Linked DNA regions of Mus musculus: all the other regions are linked to region 4. A link is a loop called in an ENCODE intact Hi-C map of the cell type or tissue named here. Cell type or tissue: left cerebral cortex. All regions are shown on one strand.

What was found. A loop is a pair of places that touch in the nucleus more often than their neighbours do. Peaks named below come from ENCODE experiments on the same cell type or tissue, not always from the same donor. Only the 100,000 strongest peaks of a DNase experiment are listed, where the experiment ranks them.
Region 1: it touches region 4 in a loop (7-fold over the local background); 11 of 42 quality-filtered maps call a loop at or near these places.
Region 2: it touches region 4 in a loop (6-fold over the local background); 15 of 42 quality-filtered maps call a loop at or near these places.
Region 3: a loop joins it to region 4, with 2.1 times the contacts of the local background. A loop is called at or near these places in 4 of 42 quality-filtered maps.
Region 5: a loop joins it to region 4, with 2.2 times the contacts of the local background. A loop is called at or near these places in 2 of 42 quality-filtered maps.
Region 6: it touches region 4 in a loop (3-fold over the local background); 7 of 42 quality-filtered maps call a loop at or near these places.
Region 7: it touches region 4 in a loop (2.6-fold over the local background); 2 of 42 quality-filtered maps call a loop at or near these places.

What each region holds. Positions count from the first base shown.
Region 1 is chr8:88,519,050-88,523,049 of GRCm38, forward strand. It overlaps Nkd1 (naked cuticle 1), which reads left to right and starts at 2,295. Exons shown (of 10, transcript NM_027280.3): 1 at 2,295-2,482; 2 at 2,598-2,630; 3 at 3,238-3,371. The coding sequence starts at 2,458. Gm35076 (a long non-coding RNA gene) reads left to right here. Exons shown (of 5, transcript XR_879058.3): 5 at 73-496. It overlaps Gm35162 (predicted gene, 35162), which reads right to left and starts at 2,072. Exons shown (of 2, transcript NR_168470.1): 1 at 1,921-2,072; 2 at 522-749. In left cerebral cortex, a CTCF peak has its summit at 2,017; DNase peaks (open chromatin) are centred at 2,157 and 2,582; H3K4me3 peaks cover 2,187 bases; H3K27ac peaks cover 718 bases.
Region 2 is chr8:88,694,560-88,698,559 of GRCm38, forward strand. It overlaps Cyld (CYLD lysine 63 deubiquitinase), which reads left to right and starts at 2,469. Exons shown (of 17, transcript NM_173369.3): 1 at 2,469-2,540. In left cerebral cortex, a CTCF peak has its summit at 2,164; DNase peaks (open chromatin) are centred at 2,310, 2,735 and 3,563; H3K4me3 peaks cover 2,195 bases; H3K27ac peaks cover 1,506 bases.
Region 3 is chr8:88,450,025-88,454,024 of GRCm38, forward strand. No RefSeq gene overlaps it. Among named protein-coding and RNA genes, the nearest start is that of Gm34846, 28 kb to the right of the region's middle. In left cerebral cortex, CTCF peaks have their summits at 1,271 and 2,004; DNase peaks (open chromatin) are centred at 226 and 1,162; H3K4me3 peaks cover 227 bases; H3K27ac peaks cover 100 bases.
Region 4 is chr8:88,359,875-88,363,874 of GRCm38, forward strand. It overlaps Brd7 (bromodomain containing 7), which reads right to left and starts at 2,298. Exons shown (of 17, transcript NM_012047.3): 1 at 2,032-2,298; 2 at 1,628-1,836. The coding sequence starts at 2,080. In left cerebral cortex, CTCF peaks have their summits at 337 (motif pointing left) and 2,373 (motif pointing left); DNase peaks (open chromatin) are centred at 1,271, 1,446, 2,118 and 2,358; H3K4me3 peaks cover 2,259 bases; H3K27ac peaks cover 1,040 bases.
Region 5 is chr8:88,576,758-88,580,757 of GRCm38, forward strand. The region is part of intron 4 of Nkd1 (naked cuticle 1); the gene reads left to right. Among named protein-coding and RNA genes, the nearest start is that of Snx20, 57 kb to the right of the region's middle. In left cerebral cortex, a CTCF peak has its summit at 2,181; a DNase peak (open chromatin) is centred at 3,290.
Region 6 is chr8:88,753,836-88,757,835 of GRCm38, forward strand. No RefSeq gene overlaps it. Among named protein-coding and RNA genes, the nearest start is that of Cyld, 59 kb to the left of the region's middle. In left cerebral cortex, CTCF peaks have their summits at 1,511 (motif pointing left) and 1,710; DNase peaks (open chromatin) are centred at 208, 321, 1,510 and 1,740.
Region 7 is chr8:88,566,081-88,570,080 of GRCm38, forward strand. All of the region lies in intron 3 of Nkd1 (naked cuticle 1), which reads left to right. Among named protein-coding and RNA genes, the nearest start is that of Nkd1, 47 kb to the left of the region's middle. In left cerebral cortex, a CTCF peak has its summit at 1,867 (motif pointing right); DNase peaks (open chromatin) are centred at 1,930, 2,312 and 3,465; H3K27ac peaks cover 908 bases.

The DNA of each region.
Region 1 (4,000 bases), 160 kb after region 4:
ACTGTTCCACTTGTTCACTGAAGTGCTAGAACAATGCCTACCACACAGCTGGCACTTATTCTTTCTTTCCAGATGTTATGCTTGGAATGTGCTGGAAACCTGGGGTAGTGAAATGCACGTCAGCAAAGCAACTTGGTTCTCAACTAGATCATGAATCAGCTGCATGATGGGTAACTCCTTGGGCAGGTAACCCTACTTCTCTGAGGCTACCTAGCAGGATCTGTCCTTTCTACAAGTACAAAAGCCTTCATTGAGGGCACAGAAATCCAACAGGCACTAAAGATGTGGCATACACAGCTGACAACAGTCCAAGTGTGGTGGCTCACACCTACAATCCCAGTCTGCAGGGAGGCTAAAGCACTAACATCGCTTCGATTCCAAGATCAGCCTGGCCTACGTGGTGAGTTCCAGGCTAACCTGGTAGAAGGTCCTTGACTCAAAACAAACAAAGAAACAGTATTATTTTGCTGTTTTGTGAGGTCCCAGCCATACTTGGATAAAGGCATGCCACATGAGATTTAGGGGTGTGCTTAGATTAGCTTTTATTTCCTCCAGACAGGGTATATAAGCAAGAAGAGGGATGAAGAATTTCAGAGGGTCACACAGCTCCGGGTTCCCTTGTCCTCTGAGACAAGGAGGTGCTCAGAGTCGTACTTCACAGCACAGCAGCCACCAGCCACATGCCAAGGTCTCTTGCAGTGTGGCTCTTCTGTTTGAGATGTGTTTCAAGTGTAATATGCACACCAGACCTTAAAGACAGTGGAAAACAAAGAACGTGACATCTTACTAAGTATTGATGTGATTTTTGCTATCTTGAGTCAAACCAACTTTGCCCTTTACTTTTAATGTGAAACTTACTTTTTTTTTTTTTTTTTTTGGTGGAGGTGTGTGTGTAGGGGATAATTTTGTAGCAGGTTGGCCATTCCTTTCACCATGTGGTCTCTGGGGATGGAACTCAGATCCTCAGGCTTGGTGGCAAGCAACTTTAGCAGCTGAGCCATCTGGATGACACACCTGTTTAACTTTTTAAAAATTGTAGCGCCTAGGGCTCAGGACATAGCTCAATCACAGTGTTTGCTTGCCTAGCACCGGCTTGTCAAAGCAGTGCTCTGGGATTGACTCCCAGATCCCTTCCCACAAAGTGCTTACTTGTAAGTCTAAAAACGACCAACCACTGTAGGTCACCTGTTTATATTGAGTATCGCAGCACAGGGGAGCAGGTTTTAAAAAAATGAGGAGAACTAAGTCTCCATTGTACAGATCATAAAACTGAGGCTGAAGCAGTGAGTCTAGCTCTAAGAGCAGAACTGGTTCTTTCCCATGCCCAGGCTCAGATACCAGGATAAGCTTAGCGCGGGGACAGCAGAGAACGTCCTTCTAAGGACCACAAAGGTATATAGTGGAAGCCTTTAAGTCGCCTTCCCCTTTGCAGAGACCTCCCCAGACAAAACAAACAGGCCCTTGGGGTCTGCAGAACTGCAGGGGGGAAGGGGGAAACGGAAACTAAGAAAGATCAAAGATCCGGCGGTTCACCGCTCCTGGCCTCATAGCTTGGCAGCTCGCCCCGATCCCAGTTGGGCACTCAGGAGCCCATGGGCGAAGAAGAGTTGCGAGTGACAAGGGGACAGCTCGGGGTTCCTGTACACTTGTTGTTAACAGGAGTGGGCCTGAACTCCCTCTAGCCAGCAAGGTGTCCAGTTGATTTCTACTGGACTCCCAAATGGGAAAAAAAAAAAAAAAAGAAAAACCCAAAAAACAAAATCAAACAAACCCAAAACCCAGAGTAGTCAAAGAAAAGGGCAGGCAGCTGAAAACAGGGATTGAGCACTGTAAGTCTGGGAAGGGACAGCACCATGGGAGAGCAGTAGACACGTATGCTAGGGCATCTGAGGTCGCCAGTTATAACCTCAGTTTCCCCACCTGTGAACTCGAGCCATCCAGTCCCACTCTGGCAGCTTCGAGGAAATGCAGAGAAGAGGGAAGTCTCAGTGTCACCAGCGAGGGCAGCGCTGTTCCACCACCCAGCGGCCAAAGCCTCCGCCCGGTCCCGACTCAGGCCCCGAGGTTCGCACGGGGGGCTTGGGGCCCAGCACACCCAAAGCCCCTCCCCATCGAGGCTCCACCCCTCCCCGCCCACAGGCCACGCCCTCTGTGGTCCCGCCCATCGGCCAGCCCCTACCCGCAGGCCCCGCCTCTACCCGCCCCGCCGCGTCCGCCTCGCCTTTGATGGGCCGCTGCCGGCCAATGGGCGCTCAGGGAGGCGCGGGGCCGCGGCGGCGGGCAGGGGGCTCGGCGCGCCCGGGCGTCAGTCCGGCCGCGGCGACGGCGGCAGGAGCGCGTCCCGGCGCCGCCTAAGGCTGCGCTCGGCGCGCGGACTGTGAGGAGGAGGCGAGCGAGGCTGGCGCGGGGTCGGCGGCCGGACGCATGGCTTAGGACGCTCCGCCGCCGCGCCCCAGCATGGGGAAACTTCACTCGAAGCCGGGTCAGTGTCCTCGCCTGCGCGCCGGCCGCGGCCCCGCGTCCTCTCGCCGGTGCTAACTCTCCCTCTCCTTTCTTTCCGGCTCCCGCCGCCGCCGCCGCGCGCGATGTGCCCGCAGCCGCCGTGTGCAAGCGCAGGGAGAGCCCGGAAGGTAGGCGTGCGGGCCACCAGCCCGGGGGGCGCGAGGGAGGCGGCGCGGACCGCCCTGCCGCTGGATCTCATTACCAGGGTTGCCTCAGCCCCCAGCCCCGCCCCGGGAGCGCTCTTTGGGGCCCCTCTGTCCCTCCTACCCGTTCCCCACAGCCCGGTGCTCCCACTGCTGACCCTAACCCCCTCCACTTTGGCGGCGGCGTCTTCCCTTCAGCTCCCCAAGATCTTGCGCCTTCCTCTAGTCGCCAGCCCCTACTCCGGAGAACTTGGTCTCTGGTCTCACTGCACCCTCTCTGCTGACCCTCATCTCTCTCCTTCGCAATCCCTGCCTCCCGCGCTCCTTCCTCTCTGATCCCCGAACTCCTTCAGTCAGGGTATATTGCCTCCTCCCTTTCACCCTCTGAATCCTCCTAGCACTTAGGATCTCGCCGAGCCCCCTTCCTTGGCTATTTCGCTCTTTTGGATTCTGCTCCGTCTGGTGCTTGACCCTCTTGCCAAGTCTTTACTCTCCGGGCTGTGCCGCCTTGTCTCCTTCCCTTCACTCTCTGGTAACTTTTTGCCAGCCGGGGGGGCCCAGACTCAATGTCTTCGTGTTCTTCCCGCCTCAGGTGACAGCTTTGCTGTAAGCGCTGCTTGGGCAAGGAAAGGCATCGAGGAGTGGATCGGGAGGCAGCGCTGTCCAGGCAGCGTCTCAGGACCCCGTCAGCTGAGATTGGCAGGCACTGTTGGTCGAGGCACTCGGGTATGGCCCCCCACTCCGTTCCATCCTTTCACCCCTTTTAGCCTTGGGGAGAGTCTGAGGATCTCCCCCTACTCCAACTTTTAGCATCCCGCTTGCACATTGTTCTAAGTCCAAAAATCCCTTCTCAGCCACTGTGTGCCCCACTAGCCCTACTTGTGCCCTATGCTTTGGAGGACCCTTGTCGATCAAGTGGGCACCAGTCTCCTGCCCAGCTGGGCACAGAGGGTTGCTTGGGGAGGAAGTGCCAGGGAGGCGATGATACAGGTCCAGTGGGGTGGGGAAACTATGCTGTGTTTCTGTGTGTGTGTCGGGGGCTGGGGGGGCTCCTCTACTTTGCTTTTGTGGCCAGCTTTTCCACAGGGAGGGGTTAAGACTAAAGGCAGACAGGAGTGTCTGGGTAGAGGGCAGGGCTCTGCTGGCCCAGGATCTGTGGCTACCTCCAACTGTGTCTGTGGCATTCATCAGTGCCATCTGCCATCTGAGTGTAGAGTTTGGAGGCACTGAGACCTGGCTGCCCCCTTAGTGTGGCCCTGAGAGGGAGGGGGCTTCTCTGTAGTGTGGTCTGGGTGCACCCTCTTTCTTCACCCAGGGGGTTCTTGAGGCTAGAGGTGTTCTGTGGGAGCAAGTGG
Region 2 (4,000 bases), 330 kb after region 4:
ATTGCTCTCTTACTTTGCAGGAGCCCTTCTCAGGCTGCTTCGGAGTGCACCTCTCCCTTCTCAGAGTTCTTAGACTGTTCTTCTCCTAACTGTAACTGAGCTGTCAACACGGAACACGGAACACGGGGGGTGGGGGGTGGGGGGTGGGGGCAGTACTCTTCTCCCCTTCCCCAGGAAGGCAGATCAGGCATTCCTGTTCTCTACTTAGATGTGTTTCCTGGTAGCTGCTCAGCTACTTAACCTGATCTGCATGGAGCCAAGCCCAGGTTGGGTGGGACAGGCTGAGGGCAGGGAAGCAAGAGGTTATCAATGGGGTCTGGAGTCATCTGAAAAGATGGCTGGTAGAGTTTGCACTTGGGCTGGGCCTTACTTGAAGGGAAGATTGTGGAGGCCTAGGAAGCACTTTAGTCAGAGATACCACTTAAACTCAGGCGAAGAAACAGCTGTGTAACTGAGGGAAACTATTTTCCCTCTCTGGACCTTAATCTCCCTTCCATAAAACAAGACACCGGAAAGATGAAGAACTGCAAATAGTATCTAGTATGACAATAACATCATTTTTGTGTGTCAGACCATGGCGGCTATTTTATCTCTTGAGCCTGAACGCACAGCTTCAGCATCGTTCTAGGCAGCTCAGTTCTAGGCAGCCAGTACCGACTGACCTGGAATGGCGACTAAGAAGAGCCTGCAAGTAAGGTTTGGATGAGCTGGTGATCTTGGATGAAGTCAGGCCCTTATCCTGATTCAGTGAGCATGTGTCAGCGGGGGTGGGGGTGGGGATAAGTGAGGTACATGGTTACTGATAGTGCAGTGGCAAACCCTACTGAAGCAGAGCATTCAACTATACAAGATGTCACTATCAGAAAGGACATAAAGATGCTTCAGCCAGGAGCGGCAAATCACATCTCCAGGAGCCTAAGGACAATGAGCATGAGAGAAAGGATCTGAGGAGAGAAAACAGAGTGGGGGAAGGACTCTGACAATCTGGAGAAAATAAGTCTGCTTGACCCACTAAAAGATTCCCAAGTCTACTTCCTCAACTCTGTCCTCTTCCTTGTTGGATGGGGCCAAGCAAAATGTTCTCCCACACAGCCAGATTGGATCTCTGAATCATGCCAGTGTCATGGGAGAATCCAGATCTATAGGGGAATGTTGTTGTCTAAGGCCACTGTGTGTCACTATTGATTTATATCATGTGGCTAGAGCTTGGGAAATTGGGAACAGGATATATGTATACCAGTGAAAGACAGGAAAGAGTTGAGGCTTCAGTTTTCAGAAGATACCAATTTCATCATGGTTGATTTCAGCAGGGAGAGGAGTTGTGAGTTAATACTGTTAGCAATCACCCATGTGTCTGTCTGCTTCTGTGTTAGTGGTTTTCATTGTTTGGATTTTCAGAAACATGGTAGTCTTCACTGGGGAAATTTGTGTCATGATTAAACACACACACACACACACACACACACACACACACACACACACACACACACACCCCTCCTTCTCAGTATTAATCACCTTCTCCCATAATTAGTAGTTAAAATGTCAAAGGAGAAGGAATTAATTAAGAGAACTATCCAGTGAAGCAAGTCATGTGCTGCCAGGCTCTGGGGCTGATTATAAAAAGAGTTTCTTTAAATATTTTGAACACTTTTGGGAGTCAGAATCCTTCCGTCTAATTGAAAGATCCTTCATTATACCCTTAATTCTGGCTGGTGGCCAGGGATGCAGTCCCGGGTAAGGTAGAGGGTGGAAAGCCTTTCTTTATCCTTAGGAGACTCTCTCCACCCTTGGAGAGGATGGCCACAGAAGTTTAAAAAAACAGCAGGTGTCCCAGACGCCATCTGAGGACAGAAAGAGCTTCAGTTTGTACAGAGTCTACTGTTAGGAGATACTATATAGCATTTCACAATAATCCGGTAAAACAGGTGGTACTAACACCTCCGTTCTACAGACGAGGAAATTGAGGCTTAGGATGGTTGGGAGTTCCCCGTGTTACATGTTGACAAACTGAGAAAGAAAACATTGACTCTAGGTGTAATTCTAAGCTTTGTTCTTTCAATGGAATTCTGAAAATTATTCTCAGTTCTTCTCTGGATCGCTTCCCACCCTAGTTTTGACAGCTAAGCCAAGAGACAAGACCCGCGCAAGGAGGGTGGAGCTAAGAGCACAGCGCCCCGCCCAGGCGTGGTTTCAGCCAATGGTGACATGACACTGGCGGCCTTTCGCCCAATCAGCCATCGCTCCTCGCCCCCACCCTTTCTCCTCTGCCCCGCCCCTTCGCTTTCCCTTTGCCTCCACCGAGCTTGACCGAGCGGAAAGTCCCTTCAGCCAGCACCCTGCCAGCAGCCATTGGAGGAAGGTCTGTTACAAGAAAACCCAATCAGAGCGCACGCAGGGTCGGATCTCTGAATACGATTGGCTAGCGCGGCATCTACCCTCTCCGCCTCCGCTCCTCCCTCCCCGCGGGCAGTTCGGAGGCGGGGCAGGTGGGGGCGGGCCCAGGTAGCAGGTTCGGCTGCGCGGGGGCCCGCGCGCCTGAGGTAAATACTGGGGTGGTGGGTGTGGGGCGCCCGGCCGGCCCGGGACGCTGGTTCTGAAGCCCGGGGCTGCGGCGCTGAGCGGCGGCCGAGGCGGGTGAGTGTGCGCGGCCGCGCGGCTGACGCTAGGTCCCCAGTGTTCCTGCTCTGCCTCAGGCGCCCTGAAGCGCGGAGGCGACCGTCGGGCCTCAGCGCCCGCCCGTTAGCTGCCCCGGGCCGACGAGCTTCTGACGTCAACCGCGGTTGTCACCTCCAGCCTGCCCGAGGGCTCCCGACTCGCGGGACTCCTGCACCACAGGGCTTGGGTAGGAGCAGTGCAGGACTCCGTCTTTCTCTCTGGCCCGCCGTCGTGGACAGATGGGGAAACTGAGGCCGGGACCCTGCCTGGCTCCCAACGGCTGCAGGAGGCAGGGAGAATCTCGGGTTATGGTACCTCACGTCTGTGCTGTTTTGTGGGGTGTTGGTGGCTCCGCTCCCGGAAGAGCAGTCTGGCCTCGCTAATGGCGTGTTCTGCTTTTTCTTTCAGTTTCTCTGGTCTGGAGGGAGGGGGGAGGAGAGAGGATGGTTTTGCACAGTTGTGTAGTTGGAAGGTGCATCCTGTTGAGACAGGTACCTTGTTTTTCCTTTTATTATTATGGTCAGCCTTGGAGGAGACCGCCAAGTCGCGAATGATCATGGTCTGGAACTGAGTTCATCTGGGTCAGCTGCCAGGTTATTCATGTCCTTGGCATCTTTTTCTATTCCACCCCTTGGCATTTGCATGTTTTAGGGGTTTGTCATCCTCTAGCCACCAAGCCTTGCAATCTCCCAACCCCCACTATCCCCGCCACCTTCCTCTTTTTGATTTTCCCTGGAAAGTTGTCTCCTTAGAGGAGCATTCATTCATACCTTGCTGTGGTGTGTGTGTGTGTGTGTGTGTGTGTGTCTGTGTGTGTCTGTGTTGGGGCTAATCAGGGATTCCTAATAAGATTGCTCATTTTTGTAATCATTGGCTCCAGAGAAGAATGCAGGCATCAAGAGGGCGTGCATTCAAACATCAGTCTCTTGCACACCCCCTCATACCTCAAGTAGGTTGAATGGCCCCAAGAATTTAGCCTGCTGCTCCCCGCTGGGTAGTGGGTGGATTTGCACTAGAACAGTATTGAAGGAAAGTGATTTGCTGGAAATTCTTAGTGAAGTTCATGTAATTTGAATGTTGACAGTACCCAGAACATTCTCTAATGTTCTGCTGCAAAATTTTAAGGTATTCTTTAAAAAAAAAAAAAAAAGCCTTGTTTGGACTGGAAACTTTTGAGATGAGCTGATAAGACCAGGAACTTGTTATGTAAAAATGACATATTAAACAGAAGATACCTAAACTGTGGTTAAGTGATTTAAGGAAGTCTTTAATACATGAAGAAAGAGCAGTAATTATCCTGCCCATCAATCTATACTTAGTGTTTTGCTCCTGGTGTTTATACTGT
Region 3 (4,000 bases), 90 kb after region 4:
CCCCCACATTCCACTCCCTGAAGGATCTGACCCTACGATGCTGCTGTATGCCTGTGAGAAGGACCAGAACTCAAGGCAAATGCCATGTAATATCCTGTTAAATGTATCAGTAACTGCCTATGTGGCTCTGGGCAAGCTACTTACCTTCCCTGAGCCTCCCTCCATCTCCTCCCTCAGATGAAGAACACTGAGTCAACTCAGACACTGGATCCAGTGGGAGCCAGTAGCATCTAATTGTTACTAAGGATAGCATTACGGCTACACTACTGTTATCCCTGCAAACTGTGCTCAGAGACAGCCTATGAATGCCCAGTTTTCTGCGCTCTCTCTTTCTGGGACATCTTCTCCTGGTGATTGGGTGAGCCACTGGCACCTTAATGCCTCTAGGGCTTCCCTGAAATGCCGGACATGAATCAAGCACACACTCAATCCTGCCCAGCCTTGCTGTGGGGCCCAAGGCAAGTAGCTGACTATTCTCAGGTCTCTGTTTCCTTTTCTATAGAACCGAGATGGTTTGGGGTTGGAGAGGAGGGAAAAGTACTGGTTGCTCTTGCACAGGGCCAGCACCCACAAGGGGGGCGGGGGTGGGGGGGCTCACAACCATCTGCCTCTGACATCCTCACCCAGTTTCAGGATCCAACCTCCTCTTCCAACCTCCTTGGGCACCAGGCACCCAGGTGGCACCTGTATACACATGCAGGCAAAACACTCCATCTTAAAAAAAAATCTAGAAAAACTCTGAGTTGCCTGCTCTAGTTAGCATCCTACTTAGGCCAGTCTCAGAACACAGTTACCAGAAGAACTTGCCTCTCTGAGCTGAGGTACTCATCTGCTTCTCAGAACCCAGAGCTACCCAGGCTCCTAGCAGGTTGCACCCTGTAGGCTGCACCTGCTTGCTCAGCTGAGATGCTGAACGAAAGGGGCCACTTCAAAATGCATCGTAAATTGTGGTCAGGGAGGGAGAAAAAGAGGAAGCAGGGAGGGTAAGAGGGAGAGAGAGAGAGAGCGAGCCGAGCAAGTGAGCGAGCAAGCGAGCCCCCACTTCAAGGCCTGCTCCCTCCCTAGCGGGAGACCTGTGTATGTGAGGATGAAGGCAAACTTGGGACTGGCAAAGCTGGCCTTCTGATGGAGCGTGTGGTGCCCACTTTGAACGTGTGGCCTTTGTACCTGCCTATTCAGGGCGGCCTCAGGACGCTGGGGGGCAGGCACGCAGGGGAGGACAATGACGGACTCGTGCTTTGCGTTCTCTTTGAAGTGGTTCTGCCCTGGCCCCCTGCGGGCTCCAAAAAGAATGCTTTTGTTGCCCGCTCCAAAGATGCCGTAAGATTCTGGGGGAAAGTAACCGGAGGGGATCTACCCGATTAAAACAAAATTAAAGATAAGAAACAAATCAAGCCAGCCGTGCGGGGGCTGGCGGCAGCTTTGAACAACCGGTAGAAGGGACACTCTGTGATCCAACCCTTTCTTTCCCTGGGGAAGTGACCGGCTTGGGGGAGGGGAGGGGAGGGGGCTGTCCTCAGTGGAAGCAGAAGCCTGGAAGCCAGAAGGGGAAATCGGGGCCCTCTGGGGTCTCCTAGGAGGGACACCAAAGGGAGAGTGACTGCTAGGACTCTAAAATCAAAGTCCACTCTAGTGCTAGCGTCTGGGCAGAAAAATGCCGGAGGCAAAATCAAAATAGCTACTGTTTACAGAGTTAGGTGCCAGGGGTGGGGCCCAGTGCTGGCTCCAGCGACTGAGTGAGGAGTTTAAAGTCTTCACCGCTGTGAAATGAATATGCGTGTTCAAAAGCCTTTACATGCCCCATTCTACCGCTGCAGAAGTTGAGGCTCAGAAAGGGGCGCCACCTCCCAGACACACACACAGAGCTGGAAAGTGGTGAAGTCACATTTGAGAAGTAATGTAGGGCCTCGGTTTTGAGAAGAAAAGCCCCCCCTCCCCCCCGTTTTGATCAAAATGGAGTTCTCCTTACATTCTATTCCCTGGACTGCCGGAGGGGGCGCTTTCCAGGCTGTTCCAAGAAGTGTGTGTTAGGATGGTGGGTGGTCAAAGGAGAGATTTTTAGATTGGCAGTGGGTGGGCGATACTACTCCTAGTCCAGACTCCTTCTCCCTCTTGTGTTTCCCTTTTTGAAAGATCCTGATGCCCATTCCAGGCTGGCCTCGAGTTGGTGACCCTCCCACCTCGACTTCCTTAGTGTTGGGATTGCAGGTGTGTGTGTTCACAATGGGTTCTCTCAGATCCTCTCATCAGTTCTGAACACCCAGTTCCACTTCCCGAGCTGCTAAGAGTCAGCACAGGCCAGCCACGGCTGGATCTCACGTAGCCCCACTTGTCCACACTGCAGTCTGAGGGCCTCTCTGACTCCAGCCCAGTTCCCCTCCTTCATCCAGTATGGGGACAAGTGGCTCTCCAGAGAGCCTGAAGGATCATCAGGTTCTGCCACACATCTTCCATGTCTAGGCTCACACTGGAATGTTCCTGCCCTTTCCAGGGTCTTCCCCATTTTCTAGCCGGTCTCTGCTGGGAGCACAAGCCGATGGTGTCTTTGAGCTCTCTCACTTTAGCCTGTGTGCCTGGGGTTCAGACCTAAGACAACCGCATTCAAATGAACATCCTGTGCTAAAGAGGCTTGGCTCTATCTGGTGTGGCATTTGGCTCTCCAGATGGAGGAATGAGTGTCCAGCGTGGCGGAGAATATTCAGGAAGCTCTGTTCTTCCTCTGCCTTCCATGGTCCCTCCCTGCCCTACCACTGAACTTTTGCTGGTAAGGGGCTCAGCCAGGGACCCAAATCAGGCATCTTCTCACCCTCTACAACTCTTACGACCCACAACCCATTTCCTAGCACCTCATCTCCCAGATTCCTTCCCGACATCCCACACATTGACCAAGGAACCAGGCTACTACATCAGGAACTCTGTAAGCTGGCAGGAAGCAGTGGACAGAGAGGAAGTGAATAAGGCCCTGTAAAGTCTGTGGCCCCAGGGTCCTGTGCTTTGTCTAGCTGTCTGTCTGCCACACATGTGGGTAACTAGCCCTTTTCAGGTTCTAGCCACCTGTCATCTGCGGAATACATCTGTGGCCTGCCTCAGCAAGTGGAAGCCCATAGAAGCTTACTGAGTTGGGTAGAAACCAGCAGAAGGTTGGAAGCCAGGAGGGCAACCCAGGCTAGGTGATGAAGCTTTGGTTCCTAAGGGCAGAGGGCTCCACAGGGAACTGAGGGTCTGCTACCCCTGCTTGCTGTTAGTCTAGGCTGGGTTTTACAAATGACTCTTTAAAAACATTAAAAACAGTTTTGGGCTTCTTTATTTAGTTTATGAATATGGATGTTTTACCAGCATGTATGTCTGTTTACCATGGTGCCTGCAGAGGTCAGAATAAAGTGTCAGATATCCTGGAATTGGAGTTACAGATGGTTGTGAGCCATCATGTTGGTGCCGAGGCTCAAACCCAAGTCCTCTACAAGAGCAACAAGTGTTCTAAACTGCTGAGCCATCTGTCCAGCTCACGGTAGACTCTTAGACTCTTCTCACAACCCAGCAGGATAGATTTGTTTTGTTTTGTTTTGTTTGTTTGTTTGGGTTTTGTTTTTTTTCTACAAAGGGTTTCACTGTGTAGCCCTGGCTGTCCTGGAACTTCAGGACAGATTTTTGAGATGAGAAAATGGAGGCTCACAGAAGCTTCGAGAGGTAACCAGCAGCTAACTAGTAGGCTCCAAGTGGAGCTACCAGTCTGTGGGATCACAGAGACCTTGCAAAGTAATAAGTCACTACCATTTAAAGGGGAATCTTTTGAGTGGGGTGATGCAGGATGAGTAGGCGTATGTCCAGGGCAGAGGGAGGGCTAAGTCTTGGAGAGAAAAGGTAAGAGGGGAGGCGCTGACTTGACTGAGGATGGGGGACTGAGGGAAAAGAACTGGGGAACAGGATGCGGCTCAGAGTGGTTTATGGAGAAATGGATGTCTGGCAGGGCTTCTGGGGGTAGGGGGGCACAGCGGGCAAA
Region 4 (4,000 bases):
TTCTTGAGCTCAGAAGATAAAGTTGAGTTCTCTCCTAAACAACACAAAAAACTAAGACAGAGAATAAAAACATTAGAGGGAAGAAAGTGATCAGAGAGGTACTCCAGTCACTAAACACCTGAGTTGAAAGCACAGCATCTACTGTAAAGTGACGATGCAGGAGAGAGGCAATCCCAAAGTTCCAAGAAAGCAAATGCTGGTCACAGGCTAAATCAGGGCGCTGACCAGCAGCCAGAAAAGACATAAAGTCTGCTGAATTGGTGCCTACATTGGACAGCTTACAGCTGCCTGTAACTCCAGCTCTAAGGAATTTGACACCCCCTTCTGGGCTCCACAAGTACCTACATGCACTTAACCCCATGTCCTAAATTTTAAAATTCTGAGAGAAAATATCTTTCAATTTAAATTTCTGTTCTGACTCAAACTCTGTATCTGTATGAGAAGTCTACCCAAGGGCAAGGATTTTTAAATATGAAAAGCATACCAAAATCTACCTGTTCAAAGTTTTTCTTAGGCTTCTCAGCCAGCGATGGTGGCCCACATGCATAATCCCAGCAAAAGGAAAACCAGAATGACGGACATACACTGAGTTCTAGGCCAGCTGCATACCTGATGCCCAAATACCCACGAATATAATCAAGACAAGCCTTGTCGAACTCATAGGTAAAACAATTTACATGTTCACTTTCAAAACTCTCAGTTAAAACAAAGACTCATGCCTGTGTGCTTTTGTAATTTAGGAAATGAAAATATAAGCCAGCCTGACCCAAGACTGTGACTATTGCCATAGTCAAGCTAAAGGTCATAAAATTCTGGGCAAAAAAGAATAAATTTAAAACATTCCTCCCCCCCCCCCCAATAATTTAAGACATTTTAAAGAGACAATCTCTAAGGCTTGGCCACTCATCAATGACTGTATAAAGCAAAGAAAAACTCTAAAACTAAGCCTCAGAAAGGATGACTTTCAAAAAGTACTAACGCATTTTAGTAAGCACTTGAGGGCAGGCAGCTAACATTTTGGAAGGGCAGAATTCTAGGGCAATTCCAGATATGGGTGGACTCACCTTTGAGAAGAAAGTTAACCCGCACTATTCAACCTACCTGGCAAATCAAGACATTAGCTACTTACTCTTTTCTAGTTAATGAAAACGGTTGCTTATTTTGTATTAAGCAGCACAGGTTGGCCGCAGTCTCCTGCGCGCTGAGATCACAGGCACGTGCCATCACGCCGCGCCAGCTCCATTTGTCATTAAAATAACTTATTTCAGGAGAACACTTGGGACACCTGTAGATCGCCTTCACTTCTGAAGAACAGCTACGTTTGACAAACCTCCCAGGCTTTCCGGTGAGTGACTTCTCACCCTTCCAAGACAATTATAAAAAAAACAGCCTTTGAAGGAGTCACGGAAGACCAGGACTCGGCTGCTTACAGGATGTGTGGGGACAGCACGGGTGCTCGAGAGGACACTTGGGACAAGACTTGCTGAGCGCCCAGGTGACCCAGGCTTCTGGTCTGTCTCACTCCTCCACAAAGCCAGACTTCCCAGACGTCTGGGTGTCGCACTGGAACAGGCTAAGGAGGCTGGGAACTGGAGCCCGGGGCCATAAGCAACAAAGCCCCCTTTACCTTGACTCTTCTCCGTTTTCTCCCCTTCTCTTCCCCCGGAGCCTGCTTCTCGCCTTTCTTCCTCTTTTTCCGTTTTCTGTCCTTGTGTTTGTCATGGTCGCTTCTGTCTTCGAAGAGGCTGGAGTCGTGCCCGGAGCTGCCCGTGGAGAGCTCGGTGACCTCGCTCCCCCCGACTTTGAGGACCAGCTTCAGGGGCTTCTCCACGTACTCTGAAACAAGAGCAGGACGCGGGGCTGAGCCGGGGCCGGCCGAGGGCGGGCGCCCCACCTCCCAGCGCCCCACGAACCCCCGCCGGGACCGGCAGGCCCGAGTCGAACGCCGCCCCGCCGGGGGCGATCTCCGCGGGTCGGGGCCTTGCGGGCAGGGGACGGCGCGGCTCCGCAGGCAGGCCAGCCGCTCCTCACCCTCGTAGAAGTGGCGGTCCGACTTGTGCTTCTTGTGCTTCTTGCCCATGTCCGACCGGGCCCCAGAGCCCGCCCCCCGCGCCAGGCCCAGGCCGTGCGGCGCCGCTTCCGGTCCGGGCCAGGCGAGCGGAGGGCGGGAGCGGGGCCCGCGAGAGCCCGCGCCGCGAGGCAGGGGGACGGCACGCGCCCGGCGGCGCGAGGTCCCTCACGAGAAAAAAAAAAAACCACGCGCGGGACGCGACCGAAGCGCGACACCAGTGGCGAGAGGGCGAGAGGCCGGCAAACCAGCGGGAAAGAGAGGCCGCCGAGCGGACGGGATGCGGTCTGCGGCGCGTGGCGGCCCCTGGCGGCCGGAGGCGGCGCTGCAGCCTGTGGTGGAGGGCGGGGCTGCGGCTGGGGGGCGGGCTCAGAGGCGGGGCCTGTCTTGACTTTCTTTTTCCATCCCCGACGCTCTTCCCTGCTTTCCTGAATCCTTTTAACTTTCCTTGGCTTTTGTTTCTTGTCTTTAGCAATATTATTGAACTCCATCTGTACAGGATCGGGCAGACCCAAGAATATGGGTCCTGCCAAGCCTAACGATCTCCGTTCGCTCTCCAGGTTCCACATGAAGGAGAGAATCGACTCCTGAAAGTTGTCCTCTAATGTTTACATTTATATATATTCTTGCACAAATAAATAAATGCATACAGAAAAAAACCAAAACAAAACAAAAACAAAGGCTTGTTCATGATAGAATAAAGCCTCCAAGATGTTAACTAAATGAAACGCACCAAGTGTGCAGCAGTGTTGTTCAAAAGTGAGACCGGAAGTGAAGGTGTGGTCTGGATTCAAAGGCTGGAAACAGTACTGCTTACTTTATTTCAGGTGACCAGGACGGTATAGGGGTGGATTCTTTTACTTTTATGCTTTTCTTTGTGGTTTAAAAAACAATTTATATGCTAAAGTAACTGGAAAGAAAAGGAAGCTAAGGGTCTAGAAATTAGCTAGAACTTGCCTCCGAAAAGGTGGTGGGGTTGCAGCTATTGGCTCCCCAGGGAGGCACAGGCTGCCTGCTGTTTTGTCTGCTTCTCACCCCCATCAGTGCCGTTCCTGTTCTCTTATCTCTGGATGCCCAGCCCTTCTGGGCAGTGGCTCACTGACAATTTTGTCTACTGGCACTTACCCAGATGGGCCACGTTAAGATCTGCTTGTGCTGGGTGTGATGGTGCATGCATGCATGGCTGTGCTGGCCTATCCCGGCCCTCAGGTTGAGGCAGGAGGACTGAATCCCAGACTAGCCAGGGCTACATAGTAACATGCTATCTAAAAATAGAGCTCACTGTTGCATGTGCAGAGATGTCTAGGGAAATAAAGTGCACGCTCTCTCTCTCTCTCTCTGTGTGTGTGTGTGTGAGACAACTTTACAAAATAGCAAGAGCAGGTAATATTCATATTCCCATTTTATAGAGGAGGAAATGGATGCCCAAAGAAATAAGATAGGGGTCAGATGTAGAATCAGTATTCAAATCCAGGCTTGAACTGGAGTCACAATCCTTTTCATTAGTTAGTACACACAGTGCAAAGTGTCTTTACTGCACTTTTAGCCTTCTAGTGGCCTATACATTTTATAAAAATCTCATTTTTTCCTCAAGAAAGAATCTAACCGATCCTTTCTACTGTACTCAGAAGTGGACTTGAGAGTGGAGAGAAGATGCAGGAGTTAAGAACACTTGCTGCTCTTCCAGAAGACCTGGGTTCGGTTCCCAGTACTTACCCCCATCCACCAGCTCACAGCACCTGTAATTCCAATTTCAGGGTGTCTCCTGGCTCTTTAGGCACCTGTGTTCATTTAGTGCACATAGATCCATGCAGCCACACGCACACACATAAATTAAAACAACAACAACAACAAAAACCAACAACAAGTTGGACTCTTGGATGGCTTTTTCCTGGAAGGTTTGTTGTTTATCTTTGTGTGTGGTATGCTAGG
Region 5 (4,000 bases), 220 kb after region 4:
ACACACACACACACACACCCTCTCACCCTCTCCATCTCTTTCTGTCCCCTGTCCCTGAAAGTCTGAGATGAGTTTTGGGGAGCATCAGGAATGTCTACCCATGAAAGGGTACATTAGTGACACTCCTGGCTTCTTTCCTGTCAGGGAGGATTACTTGGCCCAACTTCCCTCTCATCTAAATTTGAGCAATGATACAAAACTCCACCCCTAAGCTCTCTCCCCTTTGAATGCGGAATGTGTGGGGCTGTCTCAAGCAAGGCATGGCTTCTGGGTCATGGGATTCTTTGCAGAAATTCTGCTCTCACTTTTATAACCAGGAAAACTCTAGGCTTGTGAGACCTGACTATAGTGTAATGGTGTGGGTAGATAGAGGCTGTGAAAAATACATCCTTTTTCTCTTCTCTTCTCTTCTCTTCTCTTCTCTTCTCTTCTCTTCTCTTCTCTTCTCTTCTCTTCTCTTCTCTTCTCTTCTCTTCTCTTCTCTTCTCTTCTCTTCTCTTCTCCTCTCCTCTCCTCTCCTCTCCTCTCCTCTCCTCTCCTCTCCTCTCCTCTCCTCTCCTCTCCTCTCCTCTCCTCTCCTCTCCTCTCCTCTCCTCTCCTCTCCTCTCCTCTCCTCTCCTCTCCTCTCCTCTCCTCTCCTCTCCTCTCCTCTCCTCTCCTCTCCTCTCCTCTCCTCTCCTCTCCTCTCCTCTCCTCTCCTCTCCTCTCCTCTCCTCTTCTTTTTTCTTTTTTCTTTTTTCTTTTTTCTTTTTTCTTTTTTCTTTTTTCTTTTTTCTTTTTTCTTTTTTCTAAGACAGAGTCTTGATTCCATAGCCTGGTGAGGTTGGGGTGGAGGGCTCAGATTCACAGTCCTGCCTGGCATGACATGAGTGTGCCACCACATCCAGCTTTCCATGTAGCTTCTAAAGCTTCATTCCCAATGTTGTGAAATGCAAATGGTGACACTTGTACTCTGTGTTAGCAAGGACTTAATGAGACAACACGTGTACCTGCCAACTTGACTGGCAGTGCCAGGCTGGCACATCTGTGCATCTCTGGAGCCTTTTTCCTCCTGAGGCCTGTGCCAATCATGCAAGAAACCATTTGGCCTGGAATGCACACACGATCTTTCTCCTCGTGGCCGCAGATTTACCCTCCTAATTATTTTTGGCATAGGCTAATATTAAAATCCATCTGCATTTCCCCTGACAGCTGCTCGCTGGAGGCTTGGAGGCCCAGAAACAGCCTGGCAAGCCACCCTCAGACCAGAATATTTGTCACAGATATCTTTGTGTGGACAGTTGCAGGGGATCAGGAGCATGTTAGGGCGTGTATCCAGACTTCAGCATGGAAACCCCAGCTTGTACCCAGTCTTCTATCGTGTCTGCTTGGAGACTTGCTGGCTCTCCAGGTAGAAAAGGTGTGTGTCACACTCTTGACGGTCATTTCTGCACTTTACCTGCATCTTTACTGCCTTGGTCATAGCCGGGTTTACAGCTTCTTGCTTTTATCCAAGCTTGCTGTTAACTAGGCTCTTGTGGGTTGTGTTAAAATAAGCTAGCATTGGCTACTGTCCCCTGAGTTTGAATTTTTGCTCTGAATTTCAACCATCTCCTTCTACACTAGGTCCCCAAGTTGCTTAAGCCAGGACTAATAGCATCTGTCTGTCTTAGCTTACCAATACCTGTGTGTAGGACGTGGCACAGCTGGGTTCATGCTTATGAGAACCCTCCTCTGTAGAGATGAATAGATGCGCCAGCCCCACGCAGCTAGCGGGACCAGCCTCCAGAAAGTTAGAGTTCTGTCTGTGCAGATATGGAGCCTGCTGTGCGGTAGGTCATCAGAGGGCCCCATCTGGGACTGAGCAGGATAGGCTGCCAGATTGAATGGAGGTAGACCGGGTCCTGCCAGCATGGATGCATTTGTACCAATTACGAGACACAGCTCAGTACTCCTCCTTCCACACCTGCCTCTCATGCGTGTGAGAAATGTCAGAAATAATACGCTGCACGTATCTCTGGTGCCACACGCATGACACTTCTGGAACTGAACAGTGTGCTTCTCAAAGCCTCTCTCCCAGCAACTTCAGATGACCCCAAGTGACCCTAGCCACGGGGCAAGAGCCCTAGGTGAGCATGCACCCTTGCAGCTTCGGATGGAGCTGCTGCATAAGGAGGGCCCACTTGGCTTCCAAGTCCTCTTCTCCCCCTGCTGTTTAGATGGCGCCAGCTGTCAGTGCTCAGGCTGGGTGGGCTGTGCCAGGCTGCTCTCTAGGTCACTGCTGTTTGCCAGGGTAAACAGTCCCCAGAAAGTGATGGGGACCTCTCACAGCATGTGATCCCAGAGGTGCCTCCTATTGGCCCTGGGATGCTTTGGGAATCCAGGTTCTAATCACAGCTGCCCCCTTTCCCTGGTTCCCAAGTCTCTTCCCTTTCTCTTCCTCCTCCTCCTCTTCCTCCTCCTCCTCCTCCTCTCCTTTTTTTAAACTGGGGGAGGGGAGAGGGAACGAGGCTGTCTTTGATCTCAGCGGAGGAAAGAAGTCTGTTCTGTTCGGGCTTTTGGCTAACACAACAAACAGTGTTTAAAATTTAACTTTGCTTAATTAATTAGTAATTCTGTTTAATGCTGTCTGATCTCCCTCCAAAAGGTATTTTGAAGCTTGAGAAAGGAACTTCAAAGGGAGCCGGGTGAAGATGGTCAAGTAATGCATTTAATCTGGCAGTGGCTGGGGGGTGGAGAGCAGCCAGGCTGGAGCTGATGCTTAGAGAGACTCTTCTGCTAAGTCAGCCAGCCAGCTCTGCTCGCTGGCCATGGCCTCGGTGTGAGATGGACAGAGAGCAGGAGCCCCATAACACAGCCCCTCACCGTCTTCTGGGCTAAGAAGCAATTTTAAGGACGTAGAAATGACATTTTCTCCCTTCTGTGGCCACTCTGAATGGTTGAGCAGGTTGGGTCCCGCACAGGGTTTCCAGTTAGCTGAACAGCCAGTCACAGGTAACTTCCAGGCTGTGCCCTATCGAGCAAGCATTCGCTTGCGAAGGATCGGAGGGCTGCCTTCACCTAAGCAATACGCGAAGGGCCAGACGGTTCCTAGCTGTGGTGACTTGATACAGCTCTCCTGTGTGCAGCAGAAGCAGCCAGGGACTAGTACGTGTGACATGTCTCATTAAACTTCACTTGGAAAGCTGGGCTGCAGGCCCAGCAGCTCACAAGGCCTCCTGGCATCCTGTTCTTTATCGCCCAGACATGCTTCTTAGGCACTGGAACATCTTACTGCGTTCCTTCCTCTGCTCCCTTTTCTGTGCTTCCCGTTCTCCCGTCTCCCTGGCCATGCGCCGTGCTGTGGCTCTCCCTGGCAGCTGGAGTCTGCTCGGGGTGCCTTTGAAAGATGTCTCAGACTGGCAGCTGGTGAAGCAGGGACAAGCAGCCGAGTGAAGACTTGGCCACCAGAGCCCTCCTTGGCAGCATGGCATCCTTCTGATCCCTGGGTAGATGACTTGGGTGGCCTGCAGTGAGCAGCATTTGCTGCCTAGCCCTGATGCCAGGGGCCGTAGCCAGGTGGAGATGCTCTGCTCAGCTGCTGGGCTACAATACAGGTTGCCTTGGTTTGCTTTGGAGAAGTCATCTGCAGATCCCATGCCGGCTGCCAGAATCCTAGCCCTTGGCTCTGACCCTATGCATTCATGGCTTTCTGTGGGTTCTCTGCCACCTCTTCCTGCACTTGATCAGGGGACAGTAGGGGTGAAAGGTCTTCTTTGATAAGGCACAGGGTGTCAAGGAGTCTTACCCTGGCAGCATGTCTTCCAGGCTTACTGTTTATTTCTGCCCTGTCCAGGCTGGGGTGCTCTGAATATTCACTAATTTGGTTACCGGGGATATCCTGGAGGCTTGATGAGCTAGGACATCATGATGGACCAGCAAGGGAAGAGAGGACAGTCTAAGCCACTCAGTTCTCTAGAGAGTAAACATGAGGAAAGAAAGAGGGGGTGATGTCCACCTCGGGTGAGGACAAAGGAAGGAG
Region 6 (4,000 bases), 390 kb after region 4:
AATGTAGCTAGGCCTTGACCCTGCACCCACAGTTTGCCTCTCAGCTCTGTGGGTCTGCTGGCTCCAGAGGGTCAAGCCTGCTCAGTGGGTTGTCATGGAGTGAGATTATAATAGGAAACATTGTATTGTAGACAAATGCACTGTTACCGAGCAGGCAGTCTCCTCAGAGAAGCACTGGGAGAGGTCTTCAAGGCAGTGGCTGGGAGCTGGGAGGATGGGAATAGAGCGGGTAGAGTACAGGGACATGAGGAACAACCCTGTTGGTCCCCTGTGCTTGTCTTGTAGCATAAACATCCACACCATGTGCTTGCAAGTTACCAAAGTACCAGCTCAGCAGCCAGAATTGGAAAGAGACATAGAAAGATTCTTCCCAAAAGGGCAGAGCATGTCCACACTGAATGCTAGAATCCAGACCAGGGTTCTGCACACTGTGTGGGGACCAAGTCTAGCTTGATACTGTTTGCCCAAGTGACATTTTAGTGGAACACAGTCATACCCACGTGTCCTGCAACAGCAGAGTTGTAGAGCAGTGACAGAAACCTGAAGGCCTTGCACAGCCTGAAATATTTACTCTCTGGCTACTTTCAGGAAAAGTCTGCCCACTGCTGTTATAGATATCATAAAATAGATATGCAACTAGGAAGGGCCAAGTTTCTAGAGGCTGTTTTTGTTGTCAATGTAAACATATCCTCCAGGTTTCCCTCCCTCTCCCCTGTATTTTTGTTGTTGTTTTAAAGGCAGGGTATTGTTTTATAGCCCAGGGTGACCTTGAATTTGCTGTAGTCCTCCTGTCTCAGTGTTCTGAGTGCTGGGATTACAGGTTTGAACCACCTCTCCCGCTTCAGTTTAACTTCCAGACCTAGCTCACTGCTGTCCACTCCTGAATCTTTATTGCTTCTCAGGAGCCCTGTTGCTATTCTTGCTTACCACAGACCCCTCCGATGCCCCCTAGGCTCCCCTTCTCCCCTGCACTCCTCTGATCTGGTTTGCTGTGTTCTCAGAATTAGGAGCAGGGCCGTCTCTGATTCTTTACTCCCATTTTCTCAGCATTTCCACTGGCGCCTGACACAAAGTAGGTGCTCGAACATTTGCTGAATGGGGAAAGGAATTGTTAGCCTCTTAGGCAGATAAGCTGTTTTATTCACTATTATGGATACAGCCAGAACTGGATAGCTGTCAGTCCTTTTGAGAAAGTACAAGAGGTCCCAGCCTCATGACACACGCTCTTGGAGACATCGCAGAGCTTCTCCAGAAATAAACTCTGAATGAAGCCACGCTTGTAAAGTGCCTATCACGCTGCCTGGTGCTCAGAAACCCCTTACTAAATGGTAGCCACCAGCAGCAGCAGAAGCAATGTAATCATGAAATTGAGAGATAGGATTGCAAGACGAATTAGCCCACCCCTTCTGCCCCCACTTGGTCAGAACGTACAAGTCCTCACTGTTTTGTAAGATTTGGTATTTCCTAGGTCGTCTCCTTCTGAGTGCAGGAGCGCCACCTTGTGGGCACTTTAGGTTATGACACAGTATCTGATAGCTCCCAAGTAGTCAGTCCCAGTCAGACTTATGTGTGGAAGGCAGCAGGTGGTGTTGAAAGCAAACCTGACCTTCAGGGATACGTGGCCCATTACAAATGGCATACGGGAGGGCTTGAGCGTCCCTCGTGTAACTTAAAGACAGATGGTGCGTGATGGCCATGACTGCTGCTACTGTCCTCCTTCATGATTGGCTCTGCCCTCGTTCTGACTCCAGCGTGAGTTTTCAGGCACCTTAAAGCCACATTTAGAACGAGATAGTGCCATCTCCTGGGAGGACACGGTAAGGCTGGTGGTGGAGTATGAATCTTGTTTTATGCGAAGAAAGATGGAAAAGAACAGGTTCTGATATCACAACCACTGATGTGTGTGTCTAGGCTCAAACCTAAAGTCACCAGTTGCACAAATGTCCCCTGCAGCTCACTTCATCGGAGTCTCTGGACCACCTGCCCCCGAGTGATGGGGAAAGGCAGGTGGGGAGGTCCTATGCAGAACGGACAGAACCAGCTTTGCAGAGCAGGGCCCTGGGATGGCGTTTCACACCATCTCTCTTTTCTTAGCTGTATGCTGTATACAGGTGTGCTGTATGCTAATTCCTGCTATGTCAGAGAACACTTTTTATCTTTTGGGAAACCTGGAGTTTATATCTGGAAAAGATGCTAATACTCTGCTTTTTGTGCCCGTGGGAACTTCCAGGCAGCCCTAGCAGGGGCTCCATGCCTCCCTATGCTCATTTAGAGACATGCATCAGGTGAGTGAGACAGGACCCCTGGGTCAGGCAGGGTGTGCCAGAGGAGTTCCTGCAGGTGACTACTGCTGCTGTCCCTTGTAGTGCCACCATAGGCTGCCCAGCTTCCAGCAGCCTTCTCTGACCCCTGCTCTGCTTCTGGGTGAGGAAGGAAGCATGTAGCTTCATTTTCAGGTCCTGATTAGGGCTCGCCATAAACAAACGACAGTGCTTTGCAGCAAAGATACTATAAGGGATCTCACCTCCTTCTTCATGGCTTCTCTCTGAGCACCAGCACGTACTCCACACGGGAACAGGGCCTCATTCTGCACTGTCCTGCTCAGCTCTGGCATCTGAGGTCTCCATCAGTGAACTCCCGGTGCTACTCTGGTGGCTGGGGATCTGGTTCTTCTTGGGCTGCTGGCTTTTCTTGTTTGGCTTCTTTAGCTCCTGATGCTGGATAACCACTCACAAATGGAGACACGACCCAAAAGCCTCCATGTTCTGCAAACTTCGTAGTTAGCACATGTGCCAGTAGGAACCATGTTGAGGGAATTAGTGGTTGCACACCTGCCCAAGGGTAACCTGGAAGATCCTGGCAACTTTGTTTATACTGGGGGCCAACTGGAGAAACTTGGATGTGCAGAACCTTGATATACTGTGGAGAAATAGACCCTGGAGTATTCCTCTGGATCATTCCTCTGGATCGTGTGTGTGTGTGTGTGTGTGTGTGTGTGTGTGTGTGTGAGAGAGAGAGAGAGAAAGAGAGAGAGAGAGAGAGAGAGAGAGAGAGAGAGAGAGAGAGAGAGAGAGAGCACATGGCCTTGACCCTAAAATTGGAGGAAAGTGCTTGCTTGTGTTGTCAGGTCCCACCTGTAGAAAGCCCATGGGTAAGGGAGGCCCCTAGGTGTGCTGACTGGCTCTGGGGTCACCAGTAGTTTCATAAAAGGACCTCGAAGGTGTTTTCCTTTCTTCTCTGTCAATGTCATGCCACTGACCACAGTATGTCTCCTATGTGGGGCTTCTGCATAACCCTGTCCTGCAATCAGGCCACATGGTTCCCTAGGGACATCTTTCAACATGAGCCTTGGGTCCCTTTGCTCCTGAAGGCAAGAGACAAGTCCTGTATCCATGGCTTCTGCCTCCACAAACTTCCTGATATTTTAAGGAAGTTTGTAGCCTTGCACATGGAGGGAGGTGGAGTCTGCAGTTGTCACTGGGCTGTCACATTCTACCGCTCGATCTCTCTCCTGCTGGTAGGGCTCTATTAAACAGACACACCATCACCTGGGAATAAGCCCACCCAGGACCTCAGGGAGTTAGAGGCAGGGCTGGATCGGGATCAATCGGTGAGCTCTTCTTGCCCTGGGATGAGCGTTGCAGAGGAGGTTCAGACTCTAAGGTTCCTCAGTGGAGGTGGACCTCTTCCTGGAATTCGTGCTGAGTGTTGCCTGAATGACAGGGATCGGCTGGCCAGGTGCTGACCTTGGGCTTTAAAACCAGGCATCCTAAGCTGGGTGGTGGCAGAACCTGCTTTCGATTTCAGCACTCAGGAGGCAGAGGCAGGTCGTTCTCCGAGTTCAAGGTCAGCCAGGAATACGGAGAGAGTTTCAGCACAGACAGTGCTATGCAGAGAGACCCTGTGCGGAAAAACAAACAACAGCAAAACAAAATGAACAGACAAAACGAGGCATCCCAGATCAAGGCTCTTAAGCTGCACATGCGCACAAGGGCCAGGA
Region 7 (4,000 bases), 210 kb after region 4:
TTAATGTGTACATTTCACTTCTAGGGCCTCACTTCTGAGGCTGAGTGGGGAACCCTGGCTTCTGATCTCCCCTCTCCCAGCTCCTGGCCTCACTGCTTACTGTCTTAGGTCAGAGCACACCTCCTTCCCCTCCACAAGGTAGCTTGGGGGCAGCAGAGTCATTGTGATCAGGTTAACAGATGACAGTGCCACCTGCCACAAGTGGCCTGGCTTACAGCCAACTTACCCCGCAAGGCACATGGGCTGTATCCTGGCAGCAGACTGGAGGACACTAGAGCAGCCGCTACAGCTGCCAGGTGGTCAGAGGTGTTCAGGTACTCTTGACCGCTTCCGTCATCCACTCTCAGCCATGTAGCAGTAGGCCAGTAGCTGGGCAGGTGAGCAATGTGACAGGCAGCCAAAGGGCAGGGAAACCTAGGAGTTAGGAAGGACAGCAGCCTGACCATATACCTTTTGGGACAGCACAGCTGCCTGATCCCTGAAGACCTCAGAGAGGAGAGTGTAGTGGGTGACAGCGAAGGCCCCTTGGGAGCCAGGGAGCAGAAGGTCACAGCCACTGTTCCAGATGTGAGCTCACTGCTTTGTGTATAAGTCGTTTCCCTGTAACAGCAGCTGGGGACACCGGTGAGCAGTCAGGGGACATTGCTTGCATGGAGTCTCATAGCACACAATGGTGACTCTAGAGTGTCATGCTGGGACAGCAGCAGGCATCAGACCCCATGCTGAGGAAGGTTCAGTGGAGGTACCAGGCTCAGCATGGGACGAGGTAGCTGTCACACTCAGTCAATGTTCGTTGTATCATCCTTGGTCCTTAGTCTGTATGACCTTGTACTCCCATGCCAGTAAGCTCCTGGGCGCTGAGCTTGGGCTAGGTCTACGCCCTGACTATTCTGCATAAGCCTCTCCTGGCCCAGGACATCTGCCTCAAACTCTTGACATTCACCATAAGAAAGCATACAAGTTTACCACCTTTGAGTTAGAGCTTGTTCCCCGCCTCAGCCTTCTTTTCTCCGTCCATAGACATCGAATTATAAATGTAATAGCTGTTGTCTATGAAAAGAGCCTGGGCATCCCTCCGTGTCTTGCTCTGTGTGTCTCTTCTCCCTCTCCTCCTGTTAGAACCAGCCTTGCCATAGGGGCACCAATGGGGCTTGTCACATCTTTCCATTCTCAAAGCCTGGGCATCACTCTTCTGTGGGGTAGGACTTGGGGTGGTAAGTAGTGGACATCTGGCATTGTAATGACTATATCTGTTTAATGTACGATATGCCTCAAAAGCCTTGAATGTAACGAGGACTCACAGCCCTGCAGTCGCTGATCTTCTTGCAAGGTTGGAGGGTTGGGAGGGGGGAGGAAGAGAGGAGAGAATGAGAATATTTAACATACTTAGAGAAGTTTGAGTATTAGCCAGCTGCACATCTGTAATCCCAGTTACTCAACAGCCAAGACAGGAGGAATGTCAGTTTAAGGCTAGCCCGGCAATCGAAACTCTATCTCAAAATAAAAAGTGACCATTTAAAAAGAAGACTGGGAATCTCAGTGGTTAGAATGCCTAGTATGTAGAAACCCTGGGTTCTATCTCTCACTACTCTAGTAAGGGGCGGGGAGGAGGAGGAGTATCAAGTAGTTTAGCTTGGGACTGTCTTGAAGGAAGTTGTGGTGATGGTGGCATGCAAATGTCCACAGCTTGCCGACTGATAGCCTGGGCAGTGTACTTTGTTAATCTGTGGCTGGCTGATGCCAGAAGTTGGCAAGGCCACCATCCCTGAGGGTCATTTGTGTCCCGTGGGGTCCTCCCTGATATCTGATGTCCATCTCCCTAGCAGGAGACTAGGTGTTCAGGCTGCATGCTTAGCTGTGGGGGGCCAGCTGGGGGCGCCACATGGAGCACTCCGACTACATTCTAGGCAGATAAAAATAGGAGCGAGGGGAGGAATTTTAATCACCACTCCGTGTCTTTGGAGCCACGGAGGCTGTTTCTTGTGAGCCTAGGCAGAAAGCCAGCCCTGCCAGTGCCTGAGAGGTGCCTCTCTCCTCTGAGCAGCACAGTTGAACCAGCTGGGGAAACCAGAGGGGCTATGGGCAAGGGTGGCATAAGCCTCTGAGCGTGGCAGAGGTCTCACATTCCAGTTATAGTAGGCTCTGGCTTGGTCCTGGTCTGTAAGTGTCAGGATTTTTACAGCCAGAGACAAGTTTAGCCTGAGTTGTTGCAGTAAACAGGTTAATGAGTTGGGATTTGTCACCATCCTAGGTGGCAGTGTGTGAGGATGGGCAGGGACAGTGTTCTCAGAGCCAGAGTCCACCCAAAACACACTTACCACATTTGTCTAGCACCTAACAGATGTGCCAACCCATAGCCCACAGATTGTCCGCATTCCCAGGGAGCTATGTATGCAGCTTAACACGGAATGGCAAACCTACTTGGAACAAACACAGAAGTGTTTCTTGTTAACACTGGGTTGAAATAGTCAAAGGTGGGACACACACATAATGAATGTCAGGTACAATTCCAGAACAAAACCAGCCGGGTCGTCCCAGAGCCTGCTCTCAAGAGATGGTGGTTCACAACCTTCCCTTCACTGGCCTCTCTCTCTGACCTCCATCTGGGCAGAAATGGTGCACTTTAGGGGCCGGAAGGGAGGCAAGATGCAGCCAGGGAGGCAGGTGTCTTCGTCAGCTCCCAGGAGACCCAGGATCCATTACCTGTGACCCTCGGCTGGTAGAGCTGGAGGAGCTGAGGGCTGGGCCTTATACGCTTGCAGAGAGATGTCGCCTGGCTCTGGAAGCAGCTGCCTGAGATCTTGGTTCTGATACTCTTCTGGGGTAGAATGAACTTGGGTTCCTCTTCCCTGGGGGAGGGGGTTCTCTGACTTTCTGTCACTGACTTTCTGCCAGTGCTTTGGGGAGCCTTGTCTGTCTCCATCTCCTTAGCCCTTGGATGGTGACTGTTTTTGTCTCCTGGCCTGAATGTCCCTCGTTATTAGCCTGAGTGGGCAGTTCCTAGCACCTATGGCCTATGGTGCTCATGAGTGGATTCTGAGGGTAGAGAAGCCTGGGGGACTGAGAAGTTAGAGACGAGGGCCAGATGGTGAGCTGCCTTGGTTATCCCATCTCTGTTGGATATGCCACAGAAAAGCAACCAGCCACTGGGGCTGTTGGGGGCTGGGTACCCCAGATTTCCTGGATCTAGGAGACCATGGACTCCTCCTGGCCCAGAAGATCCCAGCCTCGTCTGCCAGCTTCTCCAACCAGTTCAACCCTTTCCGTCTGTCTGAGCTCCAGACCCCTCTTCTGGGAAGTAGGGGATCATCCGAGGTCTTGCTAAGTCGGGATTTCATTCCCTGGGTGACACGTGCATGTTCAGCTGGCCCTCTTTCTGTGGGTCCCACACCCACCCATTCATCCCATAGAAGATACACATGGAAAAACAACCTTTGTATTGAGCAAGGACAGACTCTTTTCTTGGCTGTTATTCTCTAAACAGAGCAGTGTGACAGCTGCTTCCACAGCTGCACTTGTCGGAACTACGAGTCATCTAGAGATGGCTGGAAGACTCCAAGGGAGGGGTCTAGGCTCCGTACAGATACCGTGCTGTTTTACCTAAGGGCTTCCAGAGTCCTAGGATTTGGGTGTCTTTGGAATCAGCCCCCATGGAGCCCAAGGACCACTATCTCATCCTTGGGAATTGGAAGGACTCTGATAAGGCTGGGGTTTTGACTAAAGTCACTCCTTCCCCTTCCAGTGAGTGACCAGGGCATCTGTTCTGTATGCTCTCTGGCCTGTTGGGTGCCTCGTGCTTCCTTACTCAGTCACTGTAGTGACATCGGGTCCCCTGCATGTGCTCCTTTGGTCCTTCCAGGGGATGTACATTGTGTGGCAGGCAGAGGAGTCTTACTATGAAGAGTCATACTGTATCTTTTGCTGGCCTTTGGGGGATATCTTAGCCCCAGATGCTACGGAACTTGGATGGGCTCTCAGAGGGGGTGGGGTTGCTGGGCAG